2 separate regions of the Homo sapiens genome follow, and region 1 is linked to region 2. The links are chromatin loops, found by intact Hi-C in ENCODE. Cell type or tissue: endothelial cell of umbilical vein. All regions are shown on one strand. Each heading gives the region's core, and the rest is flanking DNA. Links, peaks and the distances in the headings are about the cores only.

What was found. Hi-C counts contacts between places; a loop is a spot of excess contacts. Peaks named below come from ENCODE experiments on the same cell type or tissue, not always from the same donor. Only the 100,000 strongest peaks of a DNase experiment are listed, where the experiment ranks them.
Region 1: it touches region 2 in a loop (4-fold over the local background); 1 of 110 quality-filtered maps calls a loop at or near these places.

The regions. Positions count from the first base shown.
Region 1 is chr5:83,915,257-83,923,078 of GRCh38, reverse strand. No RefSeq gene overlaps it. Among named protein-coding and RNA genes, the nearest start is that of HAPLN1, 200 kb to the right of the region's middle. In endothelial cell of umbilical vein, for the core only: no CTCF peak of the experiment used is centred there; a DNase peak (open chromatin) is centred at 3,698; H3K27ac peaks cover 1,438 bases.
Region 2 is chr5:83,773,061-83,780,882 of GRCh38, reverse strand. No RefSeq gene overlaps it. Among named protein-coding and RNA genes, the nearest start is that of HAPLN1, 56 kb to the right of the region's middle. In endothelial cell of umbilical vein, for the core only: no CTCF peak of the experiment used is centred there; a DNase peak (open chromatin) is centred at 4,112; H3K27ac peaks cover 893 bases.

The sequences.
Region 1 (7,822 bases), core at 1,974-5,973, 140 kb before region 2:
AGAGGTAAGTATTGCCAAAAGCATGGATTCTGCCTACTTTACTAAATTGCTCCATTGAGCAGCAGCAGCCTCAGAACAGCCACTTCAGGCAATCCTCTTTTGTGATACGATATAAACTCATGCTCTATTCTGGTCACTGTGAACTCAGTTGCTGCTTCCCTTTGCTCAGTATCACAGTGCCCTCCTGAGCTCAAAGTGGCACATCGGGCTCAGGCTTGCGTGATGAGCATGTTGAACACAGGTGGTAATTAGTAGCAGGAGCTTCATACATTGTTGCCTTGGGGAGACTTCCCTCTATAGAGTAACTGTAGCCGAATTGTTACCAACATTTTTATTTTTCAGGCTGACTGATATAATGCACTCTGAATTATGAAGCCATAAAACCATTTATTCATATTCTTTAATGGACAGAGGGAAAAGCATAACCTTCGTCCAGCTGTCTGATGATTCCCAAGATCTAAATTAGGCATGTACATGCATGTTCACTGCTAATATTATTTGGCTACAAATCAAGAGTTCTTTTCACCTCTATGTGTGCATGAAAAGAAGAATGTAGAACACAGTTATACCAAAAGTGTTATACACTTCACATAACTATTCAAAGCCTGGGTGTACATTTTATAAGCAATGTGCTCAAATTCATAGTTGAATGAATTATTTTGTGATTGTAAACACAGATTGATCTCATTCAAAAATCTACTATTAGTGAATATATTGAGAAGCTGCCATCGAGAGAGACTTCTACCTAGGATAGAGCAAAACTTCTCTTGTGATAAATGCTTTCTGTTTCCACTGTTTTTAAGGCAATAATTGAGACAGTTTGGCTCAAAGGGTTTTTCTATTTTGATCCTCTAATGAAGCTGCTTTCTATGACTATAGAATCCCCTTCCTCACTTTTTTCATCTGGAAGCAGGCTACTCATGATTAAAAGTCGACCCTGAAAGTCTTTGTGTCAAGCAAATTGAAGGAACAGAAGGATTGGCCAAATATAATGTCTGCTGTTACAGTTCTTTGACTTCCTCATGTCTATCACATCGTTCACTGCATTGAAGATAGCTATACCCTTTTCAAGACCTTGTCACCATCAAGATATATTGCATCATTGATATTTTAAACTTTATACCCCACTCTCTAACCACAGTCTCCTATAAGTCAGGATCCCGCCCATCCTTACACTCATATAACTGCTTGTCGCTCCCATTCAGACCTTCATTCTCTAGAGGAAAGGAATTCATCCCAGCAAACTTGGAAACTACCTCATCAGCACCCTTGACTCCTCAAGCAAATAGTTATTGAGAGCCTGGAATGTAGGAGATAAAAATATTTATCGTATGATTGAATAAATAGCCCTCTCCCTGTATTTCACTACATGCTTCCAGCACCCTGATCCTGCAAATCTCTACCCTTAAACCAGTCCCAAAACTTACCTCTTCAAGGCCTGTATCTGGACTGATGTCACCTCAGAGGAAAGTCACAGTGCTATGCAGAAGCTGCCGTGACAAATTCTTCATCTGCAATTCCTTATGGACTCCTCGTCCAGTGTTGTTCAGTAGTCTTTTTGCCTTTTTTTTTTTTTTGGCCAGCTCCCTTCTCATGCCCCACAGTGGTCTTCTAAATCTAACCTAGGATGGGTTTCCTTCATCCCTCAGACACATCAAGGGCCCCTTACTCGGGGTAGAGGGACTTGAGTTGATGAGGGCTCCCAGCCATGTTCACCAGCTCCACTTGATCCCCACCATTACAGTTTTGCTTTCCTTCACTCTCAGAAGCAGTAATATTCTTGGAAACCAGCCTCTCTGGGAAACCCACAGACACTATCCCCACCTGGGTTCTTCCTTGTCTCTCTATCTTCTCTTTTCTCTACATTTTTTTCTATTGTAAAGTGAAAAACAAAAGTGCATTTCAATACTGTCTACCTTTATTAATTCTGTGACACTGGGAAGAGAATCTTTATCATATCTTCATATCTGTGCCTCAATTATATTCTATGATAAATGGGAATAATAATAATATCACATTCATTTTAAGTTTGCTGTGAGGATAACATGCAATAGCATGTGAAACATGCTTATTCCCCCATTGGACATTTTAGCAACTGCCTTTTGATTTCCAGTTACTATTGAGTAACAATGCACCCCAAACCTAGTGTTGTAAAATCACAACCATTTTACTATGATCACCTATTTACTCACCTATAGATGAGTAAATTGAATAAAGCACAGCAAGTGAGAACTTTCATTACCAAACTTTTTAAAGGTTGTTAGTAATTATTTCTGTATTTCTCAGTAAATCCACTCCATCAATGACCAAATAATCATCACATCTACCTTTTAAGTATTTAACAGATTTGACTATTCCCTTCATAAGCTTTGTGCATAACTTTTCATTTACCAAGTGATGACTCTTCTCCACAGGCTTCTCATTCATAACTTCAACAAGTATTTTTTGACTGCCTTTTCTTTGCTGGGGAATATTTTATGTGCTGTAGAGAGCAGTAATCAAGAGACAGATACTTTCCCATCATTGAGCTTACATCTTAGTGGAATCCCATTATGTTACTTATGACGGCTTATCACTATTAATGGTTTTTCCATTGTTTCGGAAACTCATCTGTGTTAGATAGGGCTCTCCAGAGAGACAGAACTAATAGGATATGTGTGTATACATGCATATATATAGACAGAGAGGGAAAGAGAACAAGTAAGAGAAAAATAAATTTGGTTTAACGAATTTGCTTACACAATTGTGGAGACAGTAAGTCCAAAATCTGCAGGGTAGGCCAGCAGGCTGGAGACCCAGGAAAGAATTGATGTTGCAGTTCAAGTCCAAAGACAGTCTGCTAGTGACATTCCCTCTTCTTCCAAAGAAGTCAGTCTTTTATATTAAAGGCTTTGACTGGTTGAATGCAGCTAACCCACTGTGGGTGATCTGCTTTATCTGTCTACTGATTTAAATGTGAATCTCCTCAAAAAAATACCTTCACAAAAACATCTAGAATAATGTTTGACCAAATATCTGGGTACCATGGCCTAACCAAGTTGGCACAAAAAAATTAATCTATCACAAACCCATCCCTTTTCAGCTTGGCACCCATGTACATTTTCTTAAACCATGTTAATCTCCAAATAAAAATGACAAGGTCATACTTTTACATAACATGATACAACTAACCTGTGTGTGACAGAAAATGCACCAACCCTTTCCCCAGAAGGGTTGCAAAGTCCATGGTGATGTTTACTCTTCTCTTTGATATTCTATAACTTACATTTTATGATATAAAGTTAATGGTACTTAAACACTATGATATAAAGTCAATATATCTTTTGTTACATAATAAGGAGATAAGAAAGAGAAGAAAACAAAGATATCTTCTATACACATACACATACATATTCATAACAAAATAAGGAAGTAACACTTGACAGAGACCTCATTTCTGTTACTGGTCATGTGGTCATAGATGGATTTACAACTACTTCCTTTCACTCTCTATCCTGTATTTCCTTTGCCTTTAGCTGGTAGCTGGTCATGGTTCTTTTCCTGTTGCGGTGATCCAAATGTCGACTTCTGTCGACTTCTGAAGGATCTGGTCCATTAGTAGTCCTGCCTGAATTGAGTTGTTGTAAATTTCCACTGACTTTAATCAAATGGCAAGGATTTCCTGTATTCCAGACATAGTCTTTCTTATCTCTATTGTGGAGTTGCAGTCCTATTTTCCCTGGATAGTTAGAATCGATAACTCCAGCCAGCAAAGTAACTTCCTTTTTTGCCTGCTGATTCAGAAACAAAAGGAGCCCAAAGTGGCTGGGTGGCAGGCTTAACTTCCAGTTCAATGAAATCATTGCATCTCCTGATGGAAGCATTCCTCCCTTTGAATTAAGAACTCTAGTCAGCATAGCATAAGGTTACAGGAACTCAAAGCAAAAATTTTGCTAGTGAATCACTAGGGGTAATAGTGAGTGGTACCACTCCCATTTCCACCCCTTGATTTCTAGACATATGAATCCTGGCCATGAAGGAAACAGCACCATTCACTGAATGTCAACTCAGAGCCTATACAGCTTCCTGAAAAACCTTTCTCCATCCCTGCAAGTATTGGCATCTAGCTGGCACTGTAACTGTGTTCAAAAGGCCATTTCACTATTCTACTAAGCCAGCTGCTTCAGGATACTGGGAAATGTAGTAAGACCAAAAAGTTCCATAAGCATCAGCCCACTGCCCGCATCACAGCCTTTGATAATATTTTACTTTTTGGTGTGTGGTAGTTTAGGTCCTATTTTAACCTTATTTTTTAAATTTGCAATTGATGTTTGATAAATTCACCACTTCAACACTACATTAAGCTTTGTTGAATCCCCAGTAAATGGAACTAGGTCAGTTTAATCACAACAGGAAGATACCAAGTGTTTAGAACAATAGAATTCACTGAGGTTTTTTTTAAATAGAAACAGTGCAAGCTAGTCAGAAGACTTGACTTTAAATGTAATAACCAGGCAGTTAAAGATCCTCCATTTTTACCCTCTGTAAAAATATAGATTTTGAGGAATTGCTTCAATTCACCATACCATTTTGAATGCAATTGGGTTTAAAAAATAAAATAAATTAAAAATAATAGAATACTCAGTTTATTTCACATACTGTGAAATAGAATGTATACAATTAATCATAAATTTACATAATTTAAAATCATTAAGTCACTTGCATTAGTCTAATTTTTTCATAAAATGAAAATTATTGTGTAGCCACAGATTTACTGACACACTACCTTTCTCCCAGGGTAAATTTAGTTTTAAAGGTCACATTCCCTAAACATTTCCTACAAACTAAATGCAGACTTTTATGAGCCAAAGCATACTAATGGACCCTCTGATGTGAGCAAAAATAATCTGCAAACTGAGATTTGACCAAAGGGTGTGGGCAGTGTATACCTATAAATACAGAGTAGGGAATATGAACTGCAAAATCAAATAAACTCACTGTGACTGAAAAAATGTTACATAAAGATTTACACAAGGACATTTTAGATGATCTTAAAGACTGGGGCACCTTTGCATGGAAGGTTAGCCCCAAATATTTTCCATTAAGCCACAAAAAATGTGTGTGCACATGTGCAAACTAACACACAAGTGTCTAGAGATAGAGCGTCAGAAAAGGACAAGAAATCATCTAATAAAAGTGGCAGACCTGTTTCCCTTTTAACAGAATAGCTAAAACAAAAATTAGAAAATCTCTAAAAGACACCGTATTACTGTCCCTATTTCATAAGTGGCAATGAAGCATGACAGAGGAAAGGCTTGATGAAAGCCACACAGCCTATTAGTGCTGCAAAGGGAATTGAATTCAGGTCACCTAAGTGCAAGCCCAAGATTTTATCCTAACACTAACACTTGTATATTATGAAAAATGTAATAAGAGAAAACCCCAAAGCTCACTGAACTAACGTCAACAGCTGTTCTCCCGTCATTAGTTTAATGAGAAAAAGTTACATTTCATAGGAAGTCTGTTTTCAAATTTCATATAGCATTTCCAGAAATCTGGCCTTCAGGCTTTATCTTTTCTTGCTCCACAGGGTGAAATAATGTGTCCCTGGGCCTGCTAGAAAGAGACCTCTGTCCTAACGCCTGCACAGGCCTGGACTCTGCCCTCCACTTTTGCCTTAGCACAGATCAGCTTTCCTTGAAAATTAGCAAGATTCCAACACCAGCACATGAGCAACTAACCTACTACTTTGGAGCCTAACTTTGTGCATGAACCCTAGAAATTAAGTAGCTATTACAGACACAATTTGAAATTATGTATTCTATGGGCTTTCAAACATATTCAGGAGATATAAATTGCAGATGTATAACAGTGGGAAAACAGGCTTGACATGTAGATTATGTGTGGTCCAGAGGATTCGATTTACTGAGATACCTAGTGTGGGGTTCCTAGCATGGGTTTTTTTTTCTGCAAATTCTAAAGAATATACACTTTTTGAGGAAATGAGCAAAGCTTTGACTTAATGGATTTCATATAATAATGTACCCCTAGAAAGTCCAAATGAACATTTCAACATTTCTGTTGGCATCTTTTTCACATGTTGCCAATGGTTTTGATTTTTCTCTTTACTGAACAGTGTGGCTACTTAATCATGCTATTCCAGTTTTTATCACATTTATAATAATTCAACAATTCCTTTTATAAATATATTTTAGCAAATATGCTATATGCAAAAATGTGCAGATATTATTCTTGCCCATTAGAACTTACAACTTAACAAAGAAATTGATGTATATATGAATCATAATTTAAAACAGAAAGAAATGATTTATTTGAGAAGCTTTAACTGATTTCTAAAGTTGCCATTTTCCATCAATTTTACATGTGCTCATATGATAAATCTCTCATGTTTAAACCAAAAATTAGTTCATAATTTTACCTTAGCTTTTAACTAAGAACGCTGCCCCTTTCAATTCAGTTAACTACAGAAATAGCACACGAAATCTAACTCTTGAAAAGCTCAAATCTTGCAAGAGTCAGATAAATAGTTTCTTTTTAGGTAAAGTACACATCAATGTAGAAGTCTTTATATTCTTCACTGTTGAATACTTACTCTGTAATATTTCTTAGCATAGAACTTGAGTGGATAAAAATAACACAATTTGACTCACTATTTGGTAACCAGGGCCTTTCAAATAGAAACTGCCTGTTCAGTCAGAAGGGGCAAGTTCTCAATATACAGTAATTACTGCCAATGGAATGCCTTATTTGTTCCTAAAGTGTGTATTATTATGTATAGATAGCCTCAGTATCAGAATATATAGAGATCAAAGAGTTGTGTTTCTTTACGTTTCTAAACATAAAAAAGTATTATATCCCACATTAAGAAGTCAATACACTATTACAACAATATAACTATATGATTAAGTATTTCTTCCCATTCGATTATGCAACTCCCAATTATAAAAAGGAGACTGTTTTATTAGTATGTATACAGCATCAGTAAAACTGCTTAGATCAGTATTTTAGGTAGCACCTTAAATACCAGTGAGTATTTTTCTTCCATATCATACATGCTTACCACTTGTACATACAAATATTAAAATACAGTGATCTAAAGCCCCAATTTTATGAATATTTTAGCTTTCAAATAGCTAGTGGATGTTTTGTTGGTTTTCCAAATACAGACCCAAGACCACCCTCTTGCTTATTATTTTATTTTTCAATGTTTTTCACTTATCCAGTGAAGGAAAATAACAAACAATAATGAACTGATTAAAGTTTCCCACTGAGCAGTACAAGCTCAGTTTGAATCTCTAGTAAAAATTATTTTCCTTTCTTTTGTTTTTCCTTTACTTTCACAAACATTAAGGAATGTTTTAGGCTTTGCTAGTTGATTATTCAAAACCTACATTTGCCAACTGGTGTTTTTGTAACTTCAGGCTTAAGTGAAAATGAGACAAGAAATCTCAGTTGGATATTCCTATGTTGTTATTATATTTTTAACATAAATTATTGTTACTGAAGTTATGCACAAAGCCTAAACCATTAATTTTTAGTATTATAAAGTTGCTTTTAATGTTAGTTACCTTGTAAAATAATGTAATATGTCTATTTACCTAAAAAGTCTCCTTTTCTACAGCTGACATCAACTATTTAATTACATAATAAAACCCATTACCCCTGTGAAATGTTTTACCTCCAAAGAGATTGTACACGCTCTTAGACTATTTTTTTGGGGGTGGGGTCAGCAAAGACTGGCAGGAAGTCTTTTCCATACAATCAGAATTTTTTTTTTTTTTTGAGACTAGGTCTCACACTGTGACCTAGGTTGGAATGTAGT
Region 2 (7,822 bases), core at 1,954-5,953:
GCTGAGGATGTGTTATGAGTGCTGCTGTTAACAGCTGTGATTGTTGTTTGTAATTATCTCTATTTTCCTCATAGGTGGTCTCCTTGCTGCTACAGCTTCTAAGCAATCATCTGAAATGTTGACATCTTTTAAAGCTGTAATACTCAGGACTGAACTTCCTCCCACTTTATTCATCTTCATTAGGAAAAACAAAAATCAAAAAACAAAACCCCACAAATTCTTAATGACTGCAAAGTCAAATGTGTATTCCCTGAATCTGCTGTCATAGATGTAAAATGGAGAATGTTGCTTATTACCTAGATGTTTAAATAAAACTAATGTTTGATATTAAACTGAGGAAGGACTAAGGAAAGGATAACATGTTGTATCTTAACTGAAGATTCTGATTGGTAGTAGCTGCATTTGCTGTTAAAGATCATGAATCTATATTTAATCCTAGCAGAAGGCAGCATTCAGGACATGCTACCTCAAAATATTGCACCTTAGCATGTTGAATATTTTAAGTTAAAGGAATTTCAGAAATGTCATGTGCAGGAAGGACTTTCTGACCTTTCCCAGAAACATGTCATAACACACTCATGTGAGAGGCACCCTTCCTGTACCTGGAGAAAAGGAGCAAGGAGCATCCTTACTGCCAAAGACAAAGGGACACATGGAGGAATGTAAACAAAGAGGCCTTCAAGTTCCCACCACTTTATAATTTACCTCATTCACTTCCCCTTTGTCCTGTCATATTTCTTCACAACTCTCCACTCTTCATCAAACCTCTCGTAGTAACACTCAGGTTTAACCACTTCTTTGGGTCCTCACTTTCTTATGAAGGCTCCTGCATCATGTAAAACTTATATGAAATAAATGTGTACACTTTTCTCTTGTTAATCAATCTTTTGTTACAGAGGCCTCAGTTGAGAACTCAGAAGAATTGATATTTTTTCCTCCTCCACTCAGAGAAGCAGTTAATTATTCATTTGCAATGTCCACCCTCAGTGCACGAGTGGTAATTCAAATCTACTCATTTGGGCTAAGAAATTCTAGACAAATCTGATTGTGCTTGAGGGTATTATCTCTATAATAAATTGCTTTTTAAAACTGTTGTAGAGACAGGGCTTCACCATGTTGGCCAGGCTGGTCTCAAACTCCTCCCCTCAGGCGATCCGCCCGCCTTGGCCTCCTAAAGTGGTGGGGTTACAGGCATGAGCCACCACACCCAGTGAAACCCCATCTCTACTAAAAATACAAAAATTAGTTGGGTGTGGTGGCAGGCCCTGTAATCCCAGCTACTTGGGAGGCTAAAGCATGAGAATCGCTTGAACCCGGGAGGTGGAGGTTTCAGTGAGCCGAGATCACACCACTGCACTCCAGCCTGGGTGACAAAGCAAGACGCCATCTCAAAGGAAAAAAAAAAACAAAAAACATCATAAGCAGTGTAAAGTATGCAAGTGCTGTGGTTTGTATATGTCCCCCAGTGAAACTTGATCCCCAATGAAACAGTGTTAGGAGATAGGGCTTAATAAGAGGTGACTGAGTCATGAGGGCAAAGTCCTCAGGAAAGGATTAATGTCAATATTGAGGAAGTATGTTAGTTATCACAGAAGTGGGTTGTTATATAGCAAGTCTGGCCTCTGGTGCCTTTCTCTTTTCCATGCACTCTCCTGTCCTTTGCCCTCTGCCCTTCCACCATGGGATGACGCAGCTGAAGATACTCACCAGACGCCAGCCCCTTGCTACTGAACTTCCTAGCATCCAGAACCATGAGCGAAATAAAGTTCTGTCATTACCCAGTCTGTAGTATTTCGTTATGCAACAGAAAATGGATTAATACAACGTGTATAGTTTGACTTGAATCCTCATGACAGAGGCATTTGAAATAGATTAAAGAGGAATCCACACTCAAGAAATACGCTTAAGCACTTCAAACATTTTATCAAAATCTTTACAAGAAGATTTTTTCATGTAAGAAAGCTTATCAATAGGTTTTCATTATTGAAGTGAATAGTTTCTGAGACATATGATTGGCTAGAAAAAAAGGATGTGAGCATAAACAAAGAAGGCAGAAAAATTCAACAAAATCAAATTATAAATCATTTGAGATTCAGAGTCCAAAAGCCTTGGATCACTCCACTTCAAGGACTACTCTGTCCATTGGCCCAGCTAAGTGTTGGCTGACCCTGCCATCAAAGTATTGTTGCATTGAGCTCAGGGTGAATCTTTCACATGATATGCTTGTCAGAGGAGCAGAGAACAGAGATGGACAGAGTTAGCAAGATGATATGACTGTATTTTCCCCTATCTGCTAGTAGATGTACATTAGGCAGAATCTGGGTCAAAGACTTGCTTTTATAAGAAAATATCAACTGGTAGCATGAAGGTGAAAAGTGGACATGGAGAACCCACCTGTATCTATTCACTTGAGCTGCTAATATTGTTGGCCAGCAAAATTGGCTTAGGTTGGGTCACAAAAGGGCTTACTATCCCGTCTTCCCACCTTTTTCCCCTTATTCTCAGATGCACTTTATGTATTGAGTTTCAATGAAAATGATCTCCTCCATAATCCTTCTCTGTACTAGTCTCTTGATACTTTTACTTCATAACTTTTAAAGAAACACTTTTTAAAAATATAAGTTTCAAATTGAGTAGTAACAAATTTTACTGTAATTTTAAACCAATAAAATTCATAGTTACTAATGTCTGCTTAAGTGTCTCAACACACTAAAGACATAGCCATTATTTTTTGAAGACTAAAAGGATAATACTTTGCTATTTGTCAGGTATCTAGGCAACTTGAGGAAGAATGAATCACATTTATTCTGGATCACAGTTTCAAAAATCCAACTGTGTGCCACAGCCAACTCAAGAGAACTGCTGCTCACACAGTCAAAAAAAAAGCAGCTTCTCTCTTGGTGCCAAGATTGTCTTACTAGTAGACTAATAGCTTTGCAGGTAACAAAACAGAATTTCAAACATCTTACATTACTGGTATGACACACAACAAGTATGAATGTTACATTTAATGTTTCCAGCCTTGCTTATAAAGTAAGATATAATTTGTTGTTGGGTATTTATCTGGGACATCTTTATTTTCCCAGCCTTCACCTTATAATCATTGAACAGGTGAAAAATCAAGAGCCTCTGGTTCAAGAGGCCCAGTTCAGGTAAAGACAAAGTAGTTGGTATCAGACTAACCCTCCCACAGAAAACAATGAAAAACTTGGACATGTTATTAAAAGACAACTATTTGAAAGCAATGAAGAGAGAATAAAAACAGGCAGAAACTGATGAAAGAAATGCATGGGATAATATCACATTTATATGGTTTTTTTCCCCTCAGGAAAATATTCAACAGCATGACAGCCAACTAGAACGGAAGAAGAAAACCACAGTCTCTTGGGATGAGGTGTCAGAGGGCAGAGTTCAGTTAAGGTTATACTATTTTATGTAAATTGCAGGGAAATAAAAAGTATTTTTACATTTGTCATATCGATTGGAATTATTTACTATGGGAAATGAGCATCTTTTCATTTTGAACACGACTTCCTTTTTGGACAATGGAAATGCTTAAGAATTATATTGAATATATTTAATTTATAAATTTATCTAAATATCTGTGAAGGTTTTTGCTAATTAAATGTGAAATGGCACCAAATATTATTCCAATAGTACTTAATAAATGTGATGGTTAAAAAGTTGCTGGACTTATAAATTCCAATGGTAAGACTTGCAAGCTAAAATTTAGACTTACTCTTAAGGAAGATCTAGGTTTTTGAACTTATAACTTTAATGAATTAAATTCTAATTATTGAAAGAAAAAATAAATCTTTGCATAGTTTTTTTCTTTGCAAAAAAGAAAAAAGAAAGAAAGAAGAAAAAAGAAAGAAAATTAGAATCCTCAAAGACACCAAAGACCTTTCATTGTCAAAGACAACAGTGTGACTACTACACAAAGCGATAATAGGACAGGATGTTCAGAGTTCAAGGAAATAGGCAAGTCAGGGAGTCAGAAGGACCTGAGGAGCCAGGGGGAATAAAATAGGAAGAAGCCAAATATAGCAAAGACAGGAAGGATCTTGATGACTACTGAAGTCACCCTTTGTTTTAGCCAGGAAACTTAAGAGAGAGAGAGAGAGAATTTGTGTATGTGTGTGTTTGAGAAAGAGAAACAGAGAGAAAAAGAGAGGAAGGGAGGGAGGGAGAATAAGACTGATTCTATGTAGATTTAGATAATATGGGGAAAAAAACACAGCAGTCAGCACTTCTTACTTTTCACCAAACCAGAGTGTGTGGGATACTGCAATCACATAGCTTGTAAGGGAAAGTGAGAGGCCATAAGAAATGATTGTACAGGAGTAAATTGCTGAAATCCTATAAACCTATCATCATTCATTTTTAGAAATCAACTATTTTGGTTCCACAGCAGAATGTTAACCTGAGTTTGGACAATAAAATCTACTCCAAAGTGATAAAGTAAATAATATCAACAAGGACCAATGCAGCCTATTCGAGTACTCATTCCTTGAAAACCAAGGACTCCCAAAACCAATATAATGTGTACTTCTACAAACCACCTTATCCCTGGTGAGCAGAACAACTGCTTTCCCTTTGCCATTTCTGACTTCACTTTTTATTTGTAATGCTGCTACAAATAAGAATATACATTAAACATATGTGTTTATAGTGACATACATGTTTTAAAATCCACCTTAAATATTTTATGGAAAAGTAGAATTTATATTTAATAACAAATAATACAGATAATTGGGCAATAGATACTTGCCTTAAATTATTTTCATCTCAACCTTGAAGTATATTTCTTTATTTTAAAATTTATTTGTTCTCCAAGATTTATTAGAATTTTCTCACTATGATGGAAACTCAAAGAAGACAAATTTTGATTTGCTTTTTCTGATTCACTCATACTGCTTAGTAATTCTGGACATTAAAAAATACTGACTTGTTCAAGTAATGATGCTTCTAAGAATTCTACTGCCTTTGTCATCAGCTAGGCAGAACTTCTGGGCCGGAATTTCATTCAGGCCCCTCATGATTAATAAAACATCTAATGATATTAACCAGTGGCTCTCAAACATTTTCTTCCCCTGCACTCTTGTGATATGTAACACATCTCTAATTAGTAACTAATAGGGGCTTGCTGTCTCAACTTGAGATGGAGGTCAGAAAAGATGGATTTTGAAGAAGCATAGGTATAAGTCTAATATTATACTTTACTCTCATTTCTGTAAGAATAATGTGTATATATGGTGCTATGGTCTGAATGTCACCCCTAAAATTCATGTGTTGGAAACTTAATTCCCAGTACAACCGTGTTGGGACTTGGAGTCTTTTGGGAGGTGCTTAAGTCTTGAGAGCTTCATCCTCATGAATAGATTAATGCCATTTTAAAAGGGATTAACAAGAATACTTTTATTCCTTTTCTTCACTTTTCCATTCTTCCATCATGTGAGGAAACAGCGTTTCTCCCCTGTAGAGAATACAGCATCAAGATACCATCTTGGAAGCAGACAGCAGCCCTCACCAGATAGCTGAACTTGCTGCTGCCTTGATCTTGGACGTCCCAGCTTCCAGAACTGTGAGAAATAAATTTCTGGTTTTTATAGATTACCCGGTCTCAGGTATTTTGTTATAGTAACACAAAACAGATTAGAAAAGAAATTAGCACCAGAGGAATGGGGCGTCACTGTAATAAATACCTAAAATATGTGTAAGCAACTTTGGAACCGGGTAATGAGTAGAGGCTGGAACATTTTTGAAGTGAATGCTAGAAAAAGCCTATATTTACATGAATGGAGCATTAAGGGCAATTCTGGTGAAGGCTCAGAAGAAGAGAAGAGCGGTAGGGAAAACTTCATCCTTCTTAAGAGATTACTTAAGTGATTGTGACCAGAATACTGGTAGAAATATTGACAGTAAAGGCCATGGTCATTGTGATGAGGACTTAGATAGAAATGAGGAATGAGATATTGGAAACTGGAGGAGAGTCCAACTCTGTTACAAAGTGGCAAATAACTTGACTGAATTATGTCTATGTTCCCAGGACTTTGTGGAAGACAGAATTAAGAATGATGAAGTAGGATATTTGATGAAGAAATCTTTAAGCAGCAAAGTATTTGAGATACGTGTCACTTCTTTTACTTGTTTATAGTACAATGCAAGAAGAGCAAAATAATTTAAAAGTGGAATTTATGATTAAAAGGGAAGCAGAACGTAAAGAATTGGAAAATTCTCAGGTTGACCATGTAAAGGATAAAAAAATGTGTTTAGGAGAGAAAACCAAGGGCGTGGCCAGGCAACCATTTGATAAGAAACAGTTCAGCAGGACTGGTTTCACAAGATACAGGTCACAAAGCCCCTGCTGATAAATCAGGATTGCCATAACGAAGCCAGCCAAAGTCTGCCAAAACCAAGATGGCAATGAAAGTGACCTCTGGTCATTTTAGTATGTAGAGAAGGAAGCCAGGTGCTCTTCATTCAAGAAAATGGGAGAATGACCCTGAAGGTACTTCAGAAACTTTATGAGCTGCTATACCCATTCCCGGCCCACAGTGGTATGGCCTTATGGCAGAACATTTTTTGGAAAGAGACCCAGGCCCTCCGTGTGATCTTGGAGCTCACTTCCCAGGGACACTGAGGGTCTCTGCTCTCTGCATTCTGCACAGCACTCCTTCACCACCCAAGCTATATAGCTCAGTGGGCCCAGGTGCAGCAGGAGTCACCACTCCAAAGGGTGCAAGCAGTGAGCCTTGGTGGCATCCACAGGGTGCTAATTCTGCAGATGCATAGAGCGCAAGAGCTGAGGAGGCATGATTACCTCCCCTGAGATTTCAAAAGATGTCTCAGACAGCCTTGGGCCCAAGCAGAGAACTGCCACAGGGGTGGAGCTGTCATAGGGTGAGCCCCAAAGTTGGGATTCAGCCTAGGAGACCTCGTAAGTTCTTGACTTTACAAAGGAAGGAATTCCAGAGCAAGCTGACAGAGTAACGCGAAATCAAGTATATTAAGAAAGTGAATAAATAAAAGGGTGGCTATTCCTTAGGTAAGGCAACCCTGAGGACTACTGTTTGCCTGTTTTTATGGTTATTCTTGATCTTATACTAAACAAGGGGTTGATTATTCACGAGTTTTTCAGGAAAGAGGCAGGGAATTCCCAGAACTGAGGGTTCCTCCCCCTCTCAGACCACGTAGGGTAACTTCCAGACATTGCCATGGCATCGCATTTGTGAAAGGGCATGGAGCTGATGGGAGTGTCTGTTAGCAAGGTAATGTATTATAAATAGCATGTAATGAGCAGTGAAAATGACCAGGGGGTCACATCCATTGCCATCTTGATTTTAGCAGAGTTTGGCTGGCTTCTTTACTGCATCCTGATTTATGAGCAAGGTCTTTGTGACCTTATCTTGTGAAACCATTCCTACTGAGCTCCTATGTCATCCCCTTCCCCCATCTCAGAGACTGCATACTACATACTCCTCCTTAATCTTAAGGGGCTATAGAAGGATGAGAGGGTGTCCTCTATAACTGTTTCATGCTGAACAAGGGCCATTGTCCCTACCTGCTCTGTAGGCATAGAAACTTCTTGTTACTGGATCTAATGACTTACAGGGACGTTATCTTTTGTGCAGTGGCAAAGGCTGGAACCCTTGGGTCAATTATCATCTTTGTCTAGAACTGTTGTAGCCTTCAAAACGTAAACTTTAGTTGTCTGAAACCCTGTCGAAAATAACAAATAATTATTTTTTAAAAAACTCAAATAGCACCTAGTAATAACAAAATGCTTAAGCCCAGATTAGCAATGCTTATAAAAGAAATA